Regions from separate parts of the Mus musculus genome. Here region 1 is linked to region 2. The links are chromatin loops, found by intact Hi-C in ENCODE. Cell type or tissue: heart. All regions are shown on one strand. Links, peaks and the distances in the headings refer to the core of each region. The heading gives the core; the rest is flanking DNA.

Evidence for each region. Hi-C counts contacts between places; a loop is a spot of excess contacts. Peaks named below come from ENCODE experiments on the same cell type or tissue, not always from the same donor. Only the 100,000 strongest peaks of a DNase experiment are listed, where the experiment ranks them.
Region 1: a loop joins it to region 2, with 4 times the contacts of the local background. A loop is called at or near these places in 5 of 42 quality-filtered maps.

What each region holds. Positions count from the first base shown.
Region 1 is chr6:5,296,719-5,301,106 of GRCm38, reverse strand. Pon2 (paraoxonase 2) reads left to right here and starts at 2,767. Exons shown (of 9, transcript NM_183308.3): 1 at 2,767-2,895. The coding sequence starts at 2,822. It overlaps Gm52887 (a long non-coding RNA gene), which reads right to left and starts at 820. Exons shown (of 4, transcript XR_003956397.1): 1 at 1-820. In heart, for the core only: a CTCF peak has its summit at 2,642; DNase peaks (open chromatin) are centred at 2,736, 3,336 and 3,676; H3K4me3 peaks cover 1,849 bases; H3K27ac peaks cover 1,614 bases.
Region 2 is chr6:4,598,701-4,603,088 of GRCm38, reverse strand. It overlaps Casd1 (CAS1 domain containing 1), which reads right to left and starts at 2,178. Exons shown (of 18, transcript NM_145398.4): 1 at 1,788-2,178. The coding sequence starts at 1,920. In heart, for the core only: no CTCF peak of the experiment used is centred there; DNase peaks (open chromatin) are centred at 1,588, 1,708 and 2,298; H3K4me3 peaks cover 2,165 bases; H3K27ac peaks cover 2,258 bases.

The DNA of each region.
Region 1 (4,388 bases), core at 218-4,217, 700 kb before region 2:
CCCAGAACAAGAAGTCGTCAGAGGCTGGTGTTGACTGAAGCCAGCCATTGGATTTCTGTCTCTCAGCTGTTGTCGGGAAACACTGTTAGGGCAAGTCTGGACTTGGTGAGAATTACTATAACACTCCACTTAATGGTGTCTCCCTAGGCATTAAGAATAGCACCGAATTGTAAAACTCCATGATCTGTTACTTAACTTTAGGACAAGTGGGGAGGCGCTTTGCCCGGCTCTTGCCCCACGGTTCCGGAGGCATGTCTCACAATACATGAGGCATACTTTTATATACCTCTCAGATGAGTCAGGAATCCTAGAGCAAACTCTCAACCTTAAGCCAGGAACTTAGGTAATAGCACCACGCCCTCCTAAATTTTGATGGTATCTGCAAGGTTTCTCCTGATGATTCATGCCACGGATGGTAAAATTCAATGCCTGTCTATGCAGTCAGTCAGAAGCGACATCCCAAGTTGGATCTCTTCACTTAAGAGGCTCGTGGATGATTTAAAGGATCCGAGGGTATATTTTAGAGGCAGGATACTTAGAAAGAGAAGAAAAACACAAATAAGTAGGTTAGTTAGTTCAGAGCTGTTGATAATTTTGGATGAAGGTAAAAAACATTGATTTGAAAGGAAATTTTGCATTTCTTTCATTTATGAAGGTAAGAAACTACTAAAAATTTTTGTTACCAAAAGAAGCAATAGTTGTCACTATAGTTGTTACATGTATCTTTAAATAACATACCTAACCTCATTTGAATTTTTTTCTTCAGCCTTTTATCTAGTTCAGACTAGTTTTAAACCCAATATTCTCCAGTCTCTGTTTTAGCTTCATGGTGAGATTCCAGTCAGTCACCAGCCCTGGCCCTTTATCTTCCTTTGAAAGAATGTTTCTAGAGCTTTCTGATTTGCTGTGCTAAGATCACACCTAACTCAGAGATGCCATTAAGGGCACAGGGTGGCTCCCATGCCAAGATGAGAAGGGCTGTGTCATTACTGTATTTCTGTGGCATACACTCACTTTCAAAGCACTTCGATAATCACATTTCAGTGCACTTGATCCCTTTGGCAATCCTACCCACCTAACTGTGTGCCCTGACAAACAGTATTTTGCGAAGTTATCTGTGATGGAAAGTGCATAAAAAGTACATCTTCTGGGACTTTGAAAGAGCAATTGTTCAGCTGTCTATCAGACAGTGGATACATCCCAGAGTCCCTTAGGGCTGGTCACAGATGTGTGGAACAGGAAGATCTCTTTCTTTTCCCTTTGGTGAGGGGCCAGGTACAAACCGGCATCTGCTTTTCCTTAATGGTTGGTTACAAAACAGAAACCTGGCCTGATGTGCCAGCATCTGCTGGTAATCCTCACGAGGGCAAGGCAAGAGAGCCTCAAATCTGAGGTCACCTCGAGCTGCAATAACAAAACACTGTCAGAAAAGGATGGTCCCCGGGAACTGACTGTGTAGCTTCTGCAAACATTGCAGGTGGGAATTAAGCACTGGGAACAATTAGGAACTGATTTCAAGTTATACCCAGTAGCTGTCGCAATCTCAACGAGTGCCCTCCCTCTTTATATTTTTATAAGTGTATATCAATAAGTATTAAAATGAAAAGGGAGAAAGAAGAGAAAATTGATTAGTACTCCAGTGAGTCCCGAGTTTGTGGTGTTTTAGTCTAAAATCTTTTTTTTTTTTTTTGGTTTTTTTTTTTTCGAGACAGGGTTTCTTTGTGTAGCCCTGGCTGTTCTGGAACTCACTCTGTAGACCAAGCTGGCCTCAAACTCAGAAATCCACCCGCCTCTGCCTCCCAAGTGCAGGGATTAAAGGTGTGCGTCACCACACCTGGCTATAAATCTTAATATAAAAGGATGTAATTCCAACTCTAACTTCTTATATAAGACCTGTCCAGAACCACTTTTTTCCCATCTAAAAGAAGAAAAAAAAGGAAAGGAATATTTAAAATGTCTGAACGAGAGAGATGTCTCAGCACTAAGAACACTGGCTGTATTTCCTGGTGTAGTGGGCACCCTTTTCTGACCTATGTGGATACCAGGCATGAATGTGGTGCATATACTTACATGCAAGCAAAACAACCATGCATATGAAATAAAGAACTAAGGCAAAACATATTACTCTAGGCAGGGCCTTGAGTGGCCCAAGAACTTGGCATATGGAGGTAGACAGATCAGAAGTTCCCTACCAGCCTGGACCACATGAGACCTTATGTTCAAAACAATAAGAACATTTAAAAGTACAATTTTAATAGATTTCATATATATATATAATATACTTTCTGTGTTGTTTAATAATTACTATCTAAATATATTTTATATTTAAATATAGAAATGTTATACACACGTATGTGTAATAACAAAACTAGTGTATGACTGTAGATATGGCTCAGTACTAGCCTAATATGAACAAAGTCCTGAGTTTGTTTCCTAGCTTCTCAAAGCCAAAATTATACACAACAGAGGGGGAAAGTATCCTCAAACACCAGGCCAAAACAGCAAAAAGCAAGCCCAAACTTAACTAAATTAAGGGAACTCCGCAGAGGCCACCCTAAAGTTTTCAGGGAGCTGAGCAGGTGCAGCTGCGCGAGGATCGGAGGCTTGGCGGGGTGTTTGTGAAAGGAATCAAGTTCAGTTGGGTTCCCACGCGGGCATGTGCGGATGTGCTCCGAGGACGAGGCGCCGGGCGGAGCCTGGGCTGCAGAGCCGGCGCTCGGGGCGGGGATCGGGCGCGGCTCCGCGCTCGGGGCGGGGAGCTGGCCCAGCGTCCGGAGCTGCTCGGTCAGGCCCGAGCCAGACGGCGGGCCGGTCCCGCACCATGGGCCGGATGGTGGCTCTGAGTTTGCTGGGCATCGGGCTGGCGCTGCTGGGCGAGCGGTTCCTAGCGCTCAGGTAGGTGCTGCCGAGGGTCCCGGGTCGGGAGTCCCTAGGCTGGGACCGCCGAGCTGATTGGGGCGCTCGCGCGGCGGGTGGGAGGGGGTGAGAGGGGGGGAGGTAACTGGAGAGAGAGCTTGTTTAGTTCGGGGGGGGGGGGGGACCGGATGGAAGGAAGAACTTCGGATAGCTACCGGTGCTCCGTTTAACCGACCCAGTCCACTTCCACCAAGACCTAGACACTTTGGGAAAAAGTTTTCCAGCGCTTGCTGGTGCCGAGGTTCCTCTGCCTAGGCTGACAAGAGAGAGCTTTGCAAATTCCCCAAGGGCAAACCCAGTGCTTTAATTTGAAAACAAAACCATTACTCATGCGTGGACGCTCTAATTATACAGCTTCATTTTAGGTCACTGGTGCTGTTCTGCTCAGCCGGAACCCATCCCTCCCCAGCATTAATAGTTGGTGAAACTTCAGGGTTTCCGTCTTGGCGCTGGAGATCAAAGACGCTTGAGAGAGACAGCTACTGTTCTTACATCATTTCCTTATTTATTGACCAGAGTCCCAGAAGCAGAGCGAGCGATTGTTTGTTCTGGGTAGACATCATACTTTCAAGTTACCAATTCAAACTTTATAAACTTCTTGCAAAAGTGTTCCGGAACAGTAGTACTCAGCTCCTTATAGGGTTAAAGAGAAAAGACAGTCTTCTGTAGGCGTTCTGGGAGGCAACGTAGACTCAGATGAGGAAGGCGGGCAAGTCTGAAGGGTGTGCTTCACACTGGGCCTCTCTCTAATAGGCAAAAGGGAAGCGCCGGCACTCATTGGTTGTTTAGCAGCAAACTGCTATGAGTCTTGCATTGTACAAATAAGCCCGAAGGGCACAGCAACGGGGCCTGGATATTGGGATCTCCCGGAGTCTTGACGTCCAAGTAGCACCATGTGAAACATTCTAATTCAGTTGGTTCTGATAGGGCATCGGCCTTGGGTTTTGGGTGCTTTTCTAAATTTTAAATGAATTCTTGGTTTTGAGACGAAGTCTCACTGTGTATCCTCTGTTTTGAAGCTCAGTCTGGTCTCAAAACTCAGGATTCTTTGGTCTCCTGACTTCTGCTATTATAGGCACACGCCAGCATGACAGTCAGATTTCCTTCTCTTCTCTTCTCTTCTCTTCTCTTCTCTTCTCTTCTCTTCTCTTCTCTTCTCTTCTCTCCTCTCCTCTCCTCTCCTCTCCTCTCCTCCCCTCTCCTCCCCTCTCCTCTTCTTTCTTCCTTTTATCTTTTTTTTTTTTATTTTTAACGTTTATATCTTTGCTAATAATGTGCAGTGTAGCTCAGGGACAGAGCACTTGCCCAGAATGCACGAAGCTTGGGATTCTAGCCCCAGCACCACACTACAAAATCACAACACGAAGCACACCCCTCTCTTAGCAATCCTCTTGTACAGTATGCATTAAGCATTGAGAGATGCTGGACTAGGCATGGGGAAAGCACTTTGGGAATGATAAAGGAGACCCAGA
Region 2 (4,388 bases), core at 73-4,072:
CGAAAGGCACTGCACCTGACATGGTTTGACACTGCCAGGGCAAAAATGTTCCTGGTAAGATGTTTAGTTTCTCCTGCACAGACTCTGGTTCAAGTTCCTGATATTCAATCTGGACAAGCACATATGACAGGTGTACTGCTTCACACTCAAGGCACTGAAGCACCTTTGGAAACTCACAAGTCCCTTCTGGAGGAGGCTTTACAACCTGACTCATAAGGCCCCATCTGACATTCTATTTTCCTCCCGATGATGACAGACCTTGGCAAGATGCAAAATATAACCTAAATTTAAAAATTAGTATTCCACAAGCTTAGCAAAAGACAAGAAGCACAATAAAAAGACAAGCAGGCAGGGCACAGTAGGTTTACATTTGGGACAACATTGTAGTCATAAACTTTAGCTCCATTGACATCACAAACACAAAGTTGAATTAGATGACAGTCATCTCATATCAAACTAGCATAAAAAGATTAATCACATTTAAAAGAAACATGTTCTCTGAGTTATCAACAGTTGGTTCATCAGTACTGCTAATTGTGTTGTATATATGAAAATGTAGGCTTTCTTGATGTCAGCAGTAAGAAGCCAAGGCTCTGATAGGTCATCTGCTATGAATCTGTAGAGGACTGGAGAATTAGCCATAAGGATCTTTTTTAATTCAATTAAGCTATTTGTAAGATAATATATTTAAAAGATACAGCTATGATACTAAAGTTTAAGATCTGGAAAACTCAAGAGTAGGTAGAAACAAACCATCAAGTTTGACCAAAATGGCCTCCACTTTGAGAGATCATGTGAAATGGGAATACAGCCGAGACTCTAGTACTCTCGTGACTGGGCTGTACAGTATAAATGGGCCCAGCGCTAATGTGCACGTGGCTGTCACATTTGTCTAATTATCTCACAGTCACCAAGAGCTGTCCATATAATGACTTTTAGGATACCAAAGGTCAAAACCAAAAGATCCTATCATTATAATTTCCCTCCTACTGTCAGTGACTGTCCTGGTGGCATTTATCGTAAGGAAAGGGGAAAAAAAATCAATCAAAAAAACAAGCAAATATCCCTTGACAACTGAAGGATAATTCCTTCTGAGAAGAGTTCATTGGTTCCTTTCCAGCTTTCCACCAGTATGTAAACCCATATTGAAGGCCAGCTTTCAAAAGGCTTAACTATTTGCTTCGCCCGCTCACGTCTAGTCCGGTCAACTCCTTAACTCCTTTAAGAAACAAACAAAAACCAAAATCCTGCCTCAGTGTCTTTATTTGTAAAAACAAAAACAAAAACTGTGCAACCCAAACTCTTGAAAAGTGTTTGAAAGGCTGGTGGCACCTCCTCCACGGGAGGGAGGTGGGCCATGGGCATCTTTAGCCACACTGGCCCTTTTGGCAAAAGTAAGCAGGGCGGCCCAAGCCGCTGTCCAACCGTTGGGCCCTGAAGTGGCAGGGCAGGAGGCAGACCCCACGGGCGCACCGTGTGCGACCCCAGCATCCGGGAGGCGGTGCCGCCAGGGCTGCCCCCGGGGGCCCCTGGTTCGACCTCCTGCACCGGGGCGCGGGGCCGGGCGCGCCTCCGGAGCCCCGCTCCAGCAGGAGGTGGCCCCGAGAGCGGGAGGCTGGGGGCAGGGGCCCGCAGGGGTCGGCCCGGGCACGTGGGGCGCCGCGGGGCCGCGGGAGGCCGCCGGCGCGTGGGCGTGCTGCGGCGGGGGGCGGCCTCCCGCGCTCGGGGCCGCGGCGCCGCCTCCCCCCGGGCCGAGCCGGCCCGGGCCGGGGGGAGGGCCGGCTCACCTCGGTAGCGGCGGGACGCGAGGTGGCACGCTGCGAGCAGCAGCACGGCCACCAGCGCCAGCACCTTGGCGCTCCTCACGCTGAAGTAGTGGTTGATCTCCCGCTTGCCCAGGTTGTAGGCCAGAGCCGCCATCTTGGTTCCTCCATGACAACAGTGCGCGGCGGAGCGGGGAAGGGGCGCCGCGCAGGGGCAGCACTGGGGCGGCGGGCGCCGTAGCCAGCCGAGAAGCGGCCGCCAGCTCCCTTGCCCGTCGCCCGAACCGCGGGCCGAGGGGTCCGAGCCTGCGGCCTCCGTGCCGCCGGCCTTCCCCGTGCCCTCGTCGGCCTCCCCCCAACCCCGCCGCCGTTGCTCAGCCGTGCCGGTGCCCCAGGCGCCCTGGCCGCCTGTCTCCTCCCCTTCCTCCTCCCTGGTAGCCTCCTGCCTTAATAGCGGCTGCGCCTGTGACGGGGGTCCGGATGCCCGGGGCTCCGGGGTCACCGGGCCCAGACGGGCCTCCGGGGTCACCGGGTCACTGGCGGCAGCGGGCGGCGACGGCTGCACAGGCATGGTGACTGTATGGGTGTTGGGGGGGCAGAGGGCCAGGGCCTGCAGCCCGGCCCAGATGTCAGCTCCGGGGCTATGCCCAAGTGGACTGGCAGCTACCTGAGCCCAGGTTAGGGCAATAGAACTACTGTTCCGGGAAAAAAAAGTACACTCCCTGCTTCCCCCATCACACCCTTTCTGGACTTTCTACTCTCTGCTCTCCCACGGTCGTGGGGCCTTAACGGCAGGCCACCCACGACCTGTCTGGCAAGTTCCTCTGCACCTAAGATGCTGGCCAGGTGTTGGGGTGGCTGTAAATCCGAACACCCAACTCAAGTGTAAGGCCCATGTTCACCGTTTAATACTCAACTGCCCAATGTGCTGTTTGTCCAGTTGCAGTGGGTGTAGATGCATCCTGTACAGTGTGTCTAAGTTGGTGTGGATGTCAGTATAAGAGCCCCTTTCTCCTTTATGTTTACACAATATCTTTGTTGACACTAAGGTTGGCCAGGGTAGCAGATTGGTTGCCTGTGGCAATCCTTAAACTTGGTTAATGTTTTGTGATTATCAATAGACCCAGCACTCTGTGTGTCCTTTGAAAAGCATTCTTATTCATACCCTTGGTCTTGAGTTGCCTTGTAGACAAGAATGGCTATTTGCATGTTGTGGTTAGAACAAGTAAGTCATTGTTGAGTTGGAGGTGTTGGCAAGTCTTCTTTACAACTTTTAGCCAACCCCAACCTTGTGCTTCCAGACCCTTCTCAACATTCTCGAATGTTAGAGAAAAGGGACTTAGAGATCCTGTCGAGTCACTCCCATCCTCTCCACTGAAGGATTTTTAAAATTATGTTTCCAGCCACAATCATCATATGATGATGAAAGATTCTTGTCGCTTAAATGAAATCACATACATCACTGTCATAGATATAATGCTAATAAGCAATAAAGTTAAATAAGTGTACAAACACTTAGGCACTGTTCCCTGCAAGTGGTCGCTTAATTTTGGCTCTTTCTTCTGATCTGAGGCTGATCACATGCTGGCAGAATTGAATCAGATACGACAACAACCAGATAACTGGGCTAACAATATGTGGCCTGCCAATCACATCCTAGACACATACTATGATGTCATCAACACCAAATTAGAATTTCTGATCCACCTTCAATAACCAGAGCTAACCCCCAGGGTTGGCCTAATGCTAGCCAAAAATAAAGAAACCTGACGTTGTACTTAGTTGTGCTTCCCAGAAGGCTTTCTGAGATACTGGGAAAATCTGGGAACCCCTTTGTCCTTTCCTCTGTGTTAAAGTTAACCCCTCTACCTATTTCTGCTTTTCCTGGTAGATATCTCCACATAAGATGGCCCTTTCCTGTGGCATCTATAAATGGTCCCTCTCTTAGCTGATGCCTTTCCACTGATAAATGTCCCTTTTTAATTAAAACCACCACTAGATTCTGTGTTCCAAGTTATTTGCTTCTTTGTTTCTTTTAGAAGGAGTAGCTACTTGAAATTTTCACTTGCTTGGTTCCCATTCTGTCCTGAAGAACTGAATGGTTCTTTGCTGGTGGTATGGGTATTTCTTGTTAAATCCAAAGGACTCTCCTCTTTCTCTCTCTCCCTCTCCGGCCCTCTTCCCCCCTCCCCCTCCCCTCCCCCTCCCTCTCTCCCTCTCTCCCTCTCTGCCTCTCTGCCTCTCTCCCTCTCTCCCTCTCTTCTCCCTCTCTCTCTCTCCCCCTCTTCTCCCTCTCCCTCTTCTCCCTCTCTGCCTCTCTCCCTCTCTCCCTCTCCTCTCCCTCTCTCCCCCTCTCTCTCCCTCTCTCTCCCTCTCCCTCTCTTTGTCCCTCTCTTTCTCTTTACCTTCTTTACTTTCTGATATTTTTTGTAGGTTCAAATGCTGTTGAATTTTCTGTTATTTGGTGTTTGTCTATCAAGTTTTTTTCCTTCTCTAGTCTTGTTTTTTGCCTCTTCTTCAGAGCACTAGCCAGGTGCCAGTTATCAGGCTGCTTCTAGTGGTTCCTGGCAGAGCCATCCTCACCATCAGATAGGTCCCCGTCCTCTTTAAGGGATCAGTTACCTT